Linked DNA regions of Homo sapiens: all the other regions are linked to region 2. A link is a contact called in ENCODE Hi-C or POLR2A ChIA-PET data. All regions are on one chromosome and are shown on one strand. The core of a region is the stretch at or near the end of the contact, and the rest is flanking DNA. Distances in the headings are between cores, read along the strand shown. Region 1 holds the start of LNX1-AS2 (LNX1 antisense RNA 2). Region 2 holds the start of DANCR (differentiation antagonizing non-protein coding RNA). Region 3 holds the start of SGCB (sarcoglycan beta).

What was found. A loop is a pair of places that touch in the nucleus more often than their neighbours do. ChIA-PET counts read pairs that join two places held with the same protein, here RNA polymerase II (POLR2A). Pooled maps may share reads with other maps.
Region 1: a loop to region 2 is called in a map with no recorded cell type, with 3 times the contacts of the local background. The contact joins the promoter of LNX1-AS2 here to the promoter of DANCR in region 2. A Hi-C loop is called at or near these places in 2 of 37 single-sample maps with no recorded cell type and 1 of 50 pooled maps.
Region 3: a map of OCI-LY7 shows a loop between it and region 2 (12-fold over the local background). The contact joins the promoter of SGCB here to the promoter of DANCR in region 2. A Hi-C loop is called at or near these places in 4 of 168 maps with a recorded cell type or tissue (B cell, CD4-positive, alpha-beta memory T cell, OCI-LY7 and 1 more), 1 of 37 single-sample maps with no recorded cell type and 21 of 50 pooled maps. POLR2A ChIA-PET finds 5 or more read pairs at or near these places in 2 of 52 experiments (WTC11 and activated naive CD4-positive, alpha-beta T cell).

What each region holds. Positions count from the first base shown.
Region 1 is chr4:53,591,237-53,594,398 of GRCh38, reverse strand. It overlaps LNX1-AS2 (LNX1 antisense RNA 2), which reads right to left and starts at 1,443. Exons shown (of 2, transcript NR_046827.1): 1 at 1,327-1,443. It overlaps LNX1 (ligand of numb-protein X 1), which reads left to right and starts at 2,913. Exons shown (of 11, transcript NM_001126328.3): 1 at 2,913-3,011. RefSeq lists an enhancer at 821-1,733.
Region 2 is chr4:52,710,744-52,714,208 of GRCh38, reverse strand. DANCR (differentiation antagonizing non-protein coding RNA) reads right to left here and starts at 1,815. Exons shown (of 5, transcript NR_145129.1): 1 at 1,682-1,815; 2 at 1,250-1,385; 3 at 667-715; 4 at 1-10. It overlaps MIR4449 (microRNA 4449), which reads right to left and starts at 1,527; the gene lies at 1,462-1,527. SNORA26 (small nucleolar RNA, H/ACA box 26) reads right to left here and starts at 960; the gene lies at 839-960. RefSeq lists an enhancer at 1,132-1,181 and silencers at 1,432-2,001, 1,176-2,009.
Region 3 is chr4:52,036,831-52,040,263 of GRCh38, reverse strand. SGCB (sarcoglycan beta) reads left to right here and starts at 1,965. Exons shown (of 6, transcript NM_000232.5): 1 at 1,965-2,037. The coding sequence starts at 2,005. RefSeq lists a silencer at 1,753-2,192 and an enhancer at 2,433-2,552.

The DNA.
Region 1 (3,162 bases), core at 194-2,693, 880 kb before region 2:
TTTTCAGATTTTAAAGTGATAGGCCGCAGAAGTTACAGAGAAAAATGACCATAAAAGATGTCATAGAGAGTTACAACTGGTCATTCTTGAGGGGTCCCTCAAGCTGGCCTTCCATCTTGGGGTTGATTTGATAAGCTCTCAAAAGATGATTTCAAGTGTGCACCCAGGGGCGATGGATTTCCTGGTATGATTTCTCATAAATATATGCATGAATTTATGAATATATACATATTTATATATACATATATATATATATATTATACACACACTTTCAGCATATAGACCAGATTACTAATTAATTTCCAAATGGAGACATCCTTTATCAGAAACTACCCTCCCCAGGGCTACTTCTACAGGTTTCTACTTCTCCTTCTGAATAATGGGTAAGAAGCTGAATGTGTCCAGGAAGTGTCCCAGTGAGCATGAAATCAGAACCTTCCCTCTTTTCTTTCCAGTGGTTAAAAAGTGGGCCTTGATTAAAAACTGCTCTGCCGCTTGCCGATGAGCTTGTCCTTAGGCAGTTTCTCAGATTCACTATGTCTTGGTTTTCCCAGCTGTAGAATGCAAATAGCAATGATACCTGACACAGGGTTCTTGTATAAAGTGCTCAGAACAATAAGTAGCACCTGTTAAACACAATGTTCATTTTTATGATTACATTTTTTTCTAGTAGTTTAGAAATATAATTTCCATGATAATGTAACAGCCCTAATGGCCCAAAAAAAAAGCCCATATTATTTTTTTTAACCCCTGCATATTATTCGAAATCCAGGAGTACCAAGAAAGATCTCACCTGAGAAGGCTAATTGTGTAGTTTTTTCTCTTCCTTTATACACTATACCTGGGAGTTAGCTCCACTCCTGGATTAACTCTTATTTCTCTATTTTCTTTCTGTTTTACAACAATTCATCACACCACATATGTAGATGACTGTGTGTATGTGAACATGGCAAGTGAAACCTCACGATCTCCAGGCTGTTCGGTGAAGCTTTATGCGAATTCATTTCACCTACACCCTTCCCCTGCCCACCCAAGGCCTTGAACCGAAGCCTGTGATCCCCTCCCAAGTTGGATCCTGCCCTTCGCCAAAGGCAAGACCGCTGAAGGCGTGGCCTTCTAGATGATTCATCAGGTTGGCGGGCTCTCCCTCCCCTCCCCCTTGCCCAGGGGACACCCTGTCCGCGTGAAGAGGGGGGCCTTTGTGTGAGTGATGTTTCTCAATTATCAAACTAGTGGCGTGAAACCTTTTCCTGAAACACCTGAGTGTAAAAGGTTTTGTTACCTCCCTTTTTTTCTTTTAAATAATAAAGGAATAGCCACACCTACCTTAGTTTCTATTGGATAAAAAGGTGAATAGTTTTGTTGTGGTGGTTGTTGTTGTTTTAAGCCTTCAACTCTCAAAAGGCACAGAGTTCCCAGGTGCAAAGAGGTAGCTTAGACCTGTCTGGGGCGGATCGGGGACAGGAGCCAGCTCCCCTGAGGTCGAGCACCAGAGCCGGCCCCCAGACCCCGCCCTCGACTACAATTTCTCTTCCTTCTCCTCCCCCTTGCTTTGCGAGCTATTGACTGACTGCAGCCAGCTGAGGCCCAGGCTGTGGGAATCCGGACTTCCTTTTCTTCCCTCTCCCATTTTTCCTTCTTCCTCCACCCTCCCCCAAACCAAACCCCAAAACCTCTAGGTAGTCCAATATTAAAACCGGTGGAACAAAAGCATTCCCAAAATCAGGAGGAGGGAAAGAAGAAGACGAGGGAGGCAAAAGTAGGAGGAAAATAGGAATGTCAACATTTATTTTCCTGAAGGGGAAAAAAAATTCTCTCTGGGCAGGCAGGCCATCTTCCGGGACGGGGAATCCACAGTTTCCTCAGGTAATGAGTTCCAGGGATGCTGGATGCAGGTGGTAAAAATACGCAGCGTTTCAATGGGATGATGGGAGATGTTTACAGCCCTCCTGGGAAGATGCCAGAGAGTTTAACAGTCCTGGGATACCTCCCAGCTGCCTGCTCTGGTGCTGGATGAGTTTACGCCTCCTTTCCTGCTGGAAAAGGTGAAGCAACCAGTGACTTGTCCAGGGTCACACACCACGCTTGGGACAGAAATAACTCTGACGTCTCTTTCCTGGCTATATCAGCAGACAACATCGCCTAATGACAGTACTACCATTCCAATCTGAATCATTTAAATTGCTCCTAATTGCAGGCCTGCAGTGCACTGTAACTGCCGTATGACTCTAACTGCCAAGCCAGCCGAGATAGGAATGACTGAAGTTTTGCAAATTCCTGAATATGGAATTAAAAATGCTGGGCGGGGGAGGGGGTAGCGCAAAAGTGTTTGAAAACCACTTTGAAACTGCTGACAGGTATCCTATTTCAAATTGTTTAAAAGATGAATTGGAAATGTCAACTTAAATTTGTCATTTTATTGGAATTAGAGAAACACTTGGTGTTCAAATGGATGCGGTTCGAAAAGGCACCTCAGATATTTCTAAGAAGTTCGGCTTCACACTCTTCCTTTTTGTGTCTGCTAAATTACTGTCTCATTTTGGTGTTTAAACTTCCCTTTTAACTCCTTTGTGGGCAGATATGGGGAAAGGGGAGGGCCTGGGAAACAACCAGGCATTTGACTTCAGATCTGAACACGGGGCTGGACACGTGCTGTGCTCAGGAAAGAAAGTAAATTCCACCTGGCAAATTGCTCTAACTGATTTATTTGTCCACAAAGAGACGCCACCTACCTGCTTGCAGGTATTCAGGTAAATGACAGGTGGGCGGGGCCTCCTGACTCTTTCAATCCCTAAGGTCTCAGCAATGCTTTATCTGTCGGGGCTTCCGTGATGTCACCCATTTCCTGGTCTGGAGCGACCAATGCCGTCCTCCTTCCTCCAGGCACCTGTTCACCGAAGTTGAGGCTGGTCACAACTCCGGCGGCCCAAGGAGCTGCTCGGTTCACCCACAAGGAATGAGAGCTGCCTGCCTGCTGCTGCTTGGAGAGCCCCAGACAGTCGCTTGAAGAGGTGAGTTGAAACCCTCCATTTTTCTCTCTTGGCATTTAGACCACTGGCCCCTGAGGGATCTGAACACGGAATTTGAATGAAAAAATACAAGCTGAACGGCTTGTCGCTAGTGTTTGCCCCAGAGGGAGAAGCTTTTTTGAGACAGAAGAGT
Region 2 (3,465 bases), core at 566-3,065:
ATTTCTTTACCTGTGAAATGGGAGAATAGAATCTGTAAGGTTAGCCGAGAGAAAAGACAAGAGACCCAAGGTCAGGCCAAGTAAGTTTATTAACCTGCCAGGCTTCTCCACCAGTCGGAGGTGGCAGCCCTGAGCTTACAAAATGAGGGGTTTATATGGGGGAGAGAGACCCTGGGGTTGTTAGTCAATTAACTTTACCACATATAATCTCATGACCGGCTTACAATATATTATCTTGTGAAAATAGGAATTTACAAGGGGGTGTAATCCACGTTTCTCATGACCTCCCCCGTGCCACCCAGAGGGCTTCGGTGTAGCAAGTCTGGTGACCTTGCTATAGCGCCTAGATAACGGTTCAGGAATGCAGCTGCAGAGTATTCAGGGTAAGGGTCAGCTGCATTGAGTTAGCGGGGGCGGAGTGGTCCTGGGGCAGCCTGTCCCTAACAGAATCCACCTCCGAGTTGTGACAATTAAATGAAAAGGTTGAAAAGGTGAACATGAAGCACCTGCTACACTGCCCTGTTGCCACCAGCATTGTCACTGCTCTAGCTCCTGTGGCACTGCACGGACACGTGGTTGCTACAAGTTAGTACGCATATTTGGCCTTATTAGAGGCACTTTCCTATTGTAACTGAAGGGATAGTTGGCTTAAGTCAATTGAAATACCAGCAACAGGACATTCCAGCTTCAATGGCTTGTGCCTGTAGTTGTCAACCTATAGAAAGAAAAGTTTTAAAATGACGTTTTAACCAAAGAAAACTGAAATGTATTGCTTGTTCTATAAACTGTAAAGAAAATCACAAAGGCGCTCAAGTTGTAACGAAACTTTTTCTGGTTCAGTTGTGACTCCAGACAGGATCCAAAGAGGAGCTTTCCAGTCTCTTCTCTGGGTTTTATGGAGACTTACTTTACCCTTCTGTGTTAGCCTCTTAAAGCACTGGGTCAACCTTAAAAGGGCACAGGAAAGGGTGCTTTGTGATTTTTTTTCTTTGATTTTTACAGGGTTCACTACTATTTTCCGCGTTGCTCTCAATACCTCGTGGATCTCTGCTTCTCTAAGTCTGAAACCACACTAGAAACACAGCTGTTTTGTTTGGTGAGCCCCTACATGGATGTTTCCTTCCAGTTAAGGGGAGCCGGATTCGGACCTTGGCGACAAACAGACGCCGGGGAACCCTCCGGTCCCACTGGCCACGTGCTCCAGGCTGACTCATTCCTTCCCCCACCCCGCTCAAGGCTAGGAACATACCTGCGCTAAGAACTGAGGCAGCTGCACTTCCGCAGACGTAAGAGACGAACTCCTGGAGCTCAAGGTCGGCTGGGGTTGGGTTCCTGTCCCGCACGCGTGGCCCGCCCGAAACCCGCTACATAGTGGCGCGTCAGCCCTGGGGAAGCAAAGCGCAAAATTGTTACGGTGCCCAGACCTGCGCCGGGAACCTCCGGCTGTTCCGCTGGGCGCGGCGCCTGTGCCTCGCGCAGCCCCGGGACGGGCACCGCCGCCCGCCCCCCGGGCCGCCGAGGGCTGCTCTACCCCTCCGTTCTGGCCGCCGGGAGCAGAGGAGCTCGAGGCGGGCAAAGCTCGTGGGGACACCGGGCGAGCCCAGCCCCTGATCGGACCCACGGGCCGGCCGGGCGCCCTCCCCGCGGGAGACCGAAAGCCGAAGACTGGAGATGCACTCACCGCGCAACTCCAGCTGACAAAGAGGCCTGCGACCTGCGACGGGCGCACAAACCAGAGAGGCGGCGCGGGGCGGGGAGGGAAGCAGGAGGGTCGCGAGGCCCGCAGCCAATCCCGGGAAGACTCTGGGCAAGGGCGGGGCGCGCAGCCGATCCCCTGGAGAGGTCGGGTAGCTCAGCCAATCCCGGGAAGATCCTGAGCGGGGCGGGGTGGAGGGCCGCGGCACGCACAGCCAATCCCGGATGGGGCGGGACGGGCCCGGCCATTGGCTGTCGGTGTCCGGGGCCGGCCTAGGTGTGGCTCATGCAGTAGCACGGGGATAAGCCATGTCTGCGCGCGGAGCATCCTTCTCTGAATTAGATTTTTCAGGCTACCTACCAATCCCCGGCGTTGGTGATTTTGGTGCTCTTGGGCCCTAGACCCTTCCTCGGGTGCCCTTCTGGAGAGGGCATCGAGGTTACTCCAGGGTTGGCCTAAGGCCCTGGGATTCCCTTTCTTAAAGCCACACTAATCCGGTGTGTGTTCATCATCTGTGTCCGCCTAAACCGTAAGCTTAAAGAGAAGCCACGACCATGTCTTGTTCAACAAGCTCACTCCCGTGGCCTCTCCTAAAGCTAGAAGGACTACCTCCTTTCCTCATGCTCCCTCTTTATTCATTTACAGAGTCCAATAAGTAGACCATAATCAGCTGGAGGGTAGGAGTTGGGGAGGTTGAGAAGGCAACCATAGCAATCTCAAGGTAACAGGCTCAAACTTGGCAAACAAATAAGTAGAAGAAAATTGGAGTATATGCTAAAAGGAGAACTTCTATTGCTGTTTCACGTACTTACCATCTGCTAACAAATCTAATCCTCAAAATATATTTAATCATCTCCAAATTATAGATGGGGAAATAATTATGTTATGTAACTTGCCCAAAGTCACAGAGCAGCTAGCCAGTGGTAGATCCAGGATTTGAACTCAAGCAGCCTGAAGGCAGAGCCCCTCAAACAACATGCTACCTAGCCTTTCCCCAGGTGTTGGGGGTGGAGCAGGAAGGGAAACCAAAAAATAGCCTACACTTGGTTAACAGATCAAGACAGGCAGCTCTGGTGGGGTGTGGCTTTGTAAACAGAAAGAACAACTCGTCCAGAGCCCCAAGATAAAACAGGAAAGGGCTTTACCTGTTTAAGGACTCCCAGAAATGGAACTTAAGGAGCAGAGTGGCCTGAGATGAGAATGGCTTGGGGCCAGACCATGCAGGAAACCCTGGAAGAGTTTTTTTGTTTTGTTTTGTTTTTGAGATGGAGTCTCGCTCTGTTGCCCAGACTGGAGTATAGTGGCACGATCTTGGCTCACTGCAGCCTCCACCTCCCAAGTTCAAACTATTCTCGTCTCGGCCTCCCGGGTAGTTGGGATTACAGGCATGCACCACCATGCCTGGTTAATTTTTGTATTTGTGAAAGAGTTTATACTTTGTGCTAAGAATGATGGAAAGCTGTTCAAGTGTTTTGTTTGTTTGTTGTGTGTGTGTGTGTGTGTTTTAACAGGGGAATGATAGGATCTGATGTAGGGTGTGGTTTCGGGTGTGATTAAGGTGGTTTTGGTGGGAAGAAGAAGTTGAGTAAAATTTACCAATAAACCCTAGCACCTAGTCATCATCTTGCAGATATTCATAGGATCTTGTTGAAATTGGAGAGTGAATACCAGTTTGTTGTCCCTTCACCTTTCTCAAGAGTCTTCCAAACATATCTCTAGTTGGAATCTGTTCTTTTTATAGTCCCTTTGGATAGCTGAGAGATATTACC
Region 3 (3,433 bases), core at 716-3,215, 670 kb after region 2:
ATAATCTGACTCATACTCCAGCCCTGGGGACCTGTGTTTTGTGCTTCCAAATGCTAATATCATGCAACAGTCAAAAGAAAGAGCAAAATTAAAGGCTGTGATGTATGGTAGAAAGAGCAAAGACTAGTCAGATGGACCTAGATTCAATACTGGCTCTTTAGGAGTTGAAAAGATGGTCAGCCATTTAACCTCTACAAGCCTTGATTTCTTCATTTGTAAAAGAGGCATTGCCAGGCACAGAGTTGACTTTAAATGTCATTATTTCAGGGGAAAAAAGGCTGACAATAGTACATTTGAAAATAACCCACATTAAAATGTGGTCATGTGAGTGAATTGGATCTCTTTAAAAGAGAATAGAAATTGGCATTAAGAATAGTGGGATGTCCTGTCAGAGATGGACATCAGCGATGAGGAAAGAATCCAAGAGAAGGTGATATTCAAATAGCCAAAGGAGCATTTGGTTTCAGGAAAATTGGCTACCAGGTATCTCACCACCTAAGTGGGAGGGAGGTTGGCAAAATCAAGTCAGGGCTTAGAAATTGGGATACTGGGCAGATTTCTAAGATATCTATTAAGTTTAATTACTGTGCTAGACATTGGAGATTAAACGATGAGTAAGACACCTACCTTCCAGATAGAACACACCATCTTTTGAATGAAATCAGCAGGTAGACAAGATAAAAATACAATGCAATCTGAAGTGCTAGAAAAGGCTAGGCACACAGTTAAGGAACAGATCTGTGGGAGCCTCTGAAGCCTTTAGAGAAAATATGACGTTTGAATAGAATAGTTCTTGAAGGATGAATAAGAGTGCGCGTGCCAGGGAAGAAGAACTTTCCCAGCAGAGAGAAAAACGCAAAGCTTAGGAATTAAGGACTAGAAGATAGGAACTCAGAATCAGTTAAAAGCCCAGTTGTGCAAATTGATCAATGAGACCACAGGCAGAATATTAACACAGAGCCTTACTGCTGACTCCTGCATCATTGGGCTTTAACTTAGAATTTTCCTGCCTAAAATGCATGTTTGTCCCACAGACTCAGAGAGGAGTGAGTCTAGAGATATGAGTCAAGTGGTTCCAGCATTTAGGAAAAAAGAAATGCAGAGAGACTGATGACCAGCTAGGTACTGACTCCCACTGAATTAGACAGTACTAGGGCCCAAAGGTGCTTATTAGAAGTGATTCAGCTACATGAGGAACAGTTGCTATTGACTTCACTGCATTTTTTTTCAGCTAAAATAATTATTGGATTATATCTACAACAGGGAACAATGAATGTCTACTCAAGTAACTCGTACATTTGAGTGGCTTCCCGGTGTTCAGTAAATGTCCGTTCAATTAGGTTCCCGAGGATATACATGGTAACACTATCTCCAACACTAAATGAAAAATCCATCCCCAGTATCGCAGGATAAAAACATCAGACTTCATAGGCCTCCGAAGTCAAGCAGCCCGAAGGATTCAACGTCCTCCTTGAGGACTCTCAGTCTTCAAGACTCCAGCCACCTAAGTGACCACTCGTTCACTTCTGCCCACGCAGTCACCACGCCGGTCCGCGTCCACTTGTGGTCTCGATATCGGCCCCTCCCACCCTAGCCAAGGAGACCTTGGTCCGAGAAACAAAGAGAGCCTCACAGCTCCGGATGGCACCGATCTTTCAGCGATGGGGAACAAAGGGGAAGGGGAGAAGCGTCCTCGATTTTTGAGGGTGCCCTTTCTGAGGAATCTGCAGGCGGCCCGGGGTGGAGCGGAATCCCCATAGGCCCCTTCTGGCCCCTGTGCAATACAACGCGCCCCAGGCCAAGGTCCTAGGTGCAGGGGCCGCCGCAGAGCCTGAGCCCGCAGGGCTGGGATGCGGGTCGTCAGGGATGCGGGCTGGGGAGGGGAGGGTGTGAGCAGCGGGTGCCCCCAGTCCCCGCCAGGGCGCAAGCGCAGGCGCGCAGGGTGCGGTCGCGGAGGGGCGGGCACAGTCGGGCGGGGAGCTCGGCGGCGGCGGGCGCGGGAAGATGGCGGCAGCGGCGGCGGCGGCTGCAGAACAGGTCTGTGAGTACCGCCGCGGCCGCGGGCTGGAGGAGCGGGGGAGGCCGCGTCCTGCCGGCTGGGCCCGCGGGAGCCCTGGCCGGGGGTGCGGGGGGCGCGGGCCGCAGGGTCTGGGTTCGGCGGGGCCGATCGGGGCGGGGCGGGGCGGGAGGAGCTGTGCCCCGCCGAGGATGCTGGCACAAGCTAGGGACCAGGAGCCAGGGGCGGCCTCGGGCTCGGCCCGGCCTGGCTGATCCTCGGAGGGGGTGAGGAGGGGTCTCCTTCCGGAGAGCCTGGGAGGCGGTCGAGCCAGCCTGGAAGCCTGCGCTGGGACGTGCCAGGGACGTACCCCGTTCAGCCGCCAGCAGAGATTTGGATAAAAATAACCGCAGCCCCAGCGAGAAGGCTCCTCTTACAAGAAACGGGTCAGCTGTTGCCCCGGTGTCAGCTTGCCATCTTTGTTTTTTGTTTCTGCCATCTCCAATATGCAGACATCCCAGATTTCCCCTCACGCTTTGGTTTTTGAAGATTTAGTCACCAGTCTAAAACTATCTCCTGTTCACTTTTAAAAATGATTTATCCAAGATTTCCTGACCTGCATTGTAAACTTGTAACTTAGAATGGTTTAAAAGGCTCCTCATCCCCCCAAAATCTAGTTATACGTATGCATACATGTACATGCATATGTGTGTGTGTTAATATATACATACACGTAATCGCTAGGGTGATTTATTGTAATACAGATAATTTTCAGTAACTTTCCCCCTTACCTAACTTACTTTTCCTTTGAACAATTATAGTAGTTTCTCTTTAAAAAGTCTCATTCTAAAACATTGTTGAAAAAAATGAGTCAAGTTTTGACCTTTGGAACGATTTTCTTAGATAATTAACTTTTTAGAGACCTATTAGATATATGTCACTGGAGGGCTCATTCTGAAGATAAAAGACGTAAAATCTCTCTTCAAGGAGCTTAAAGTCATACAGCCAAATACATGCAGAAAAAATCAGCTAAAGACAATAGGCAGGCTGCAGATTTGTAACAGTAAAATAAAACATAGAGGAATGAGTGAAACTGAAAGGAGACAAAACTTCTTGGAGTTGGTATTTAAATTGTGCCTTGGCTTTCCTCATTTCCCGCCTAAGTTATCAGCTTCTGTTTCAGATGATTGTTTTTCCATCTGGTTCTATTTTTGCTTTACACATAAGTGGGGCAGTCTGATCCGTTACTCAGTCTCCACTTCAAATTTACGCATTACGTCTCCAGCCCTGAACTTAACTGAATTTTCCATAGGCACCTCAAACTCAAAAATGTTCAAAACTGGACTCTGTCATACTTACTATTAAAAAGGCTACAACCATCCATTCACTTGTTTAACCTAGCCAGAAACTTAGGACCAAGGCCATTTTAAGGGAGCT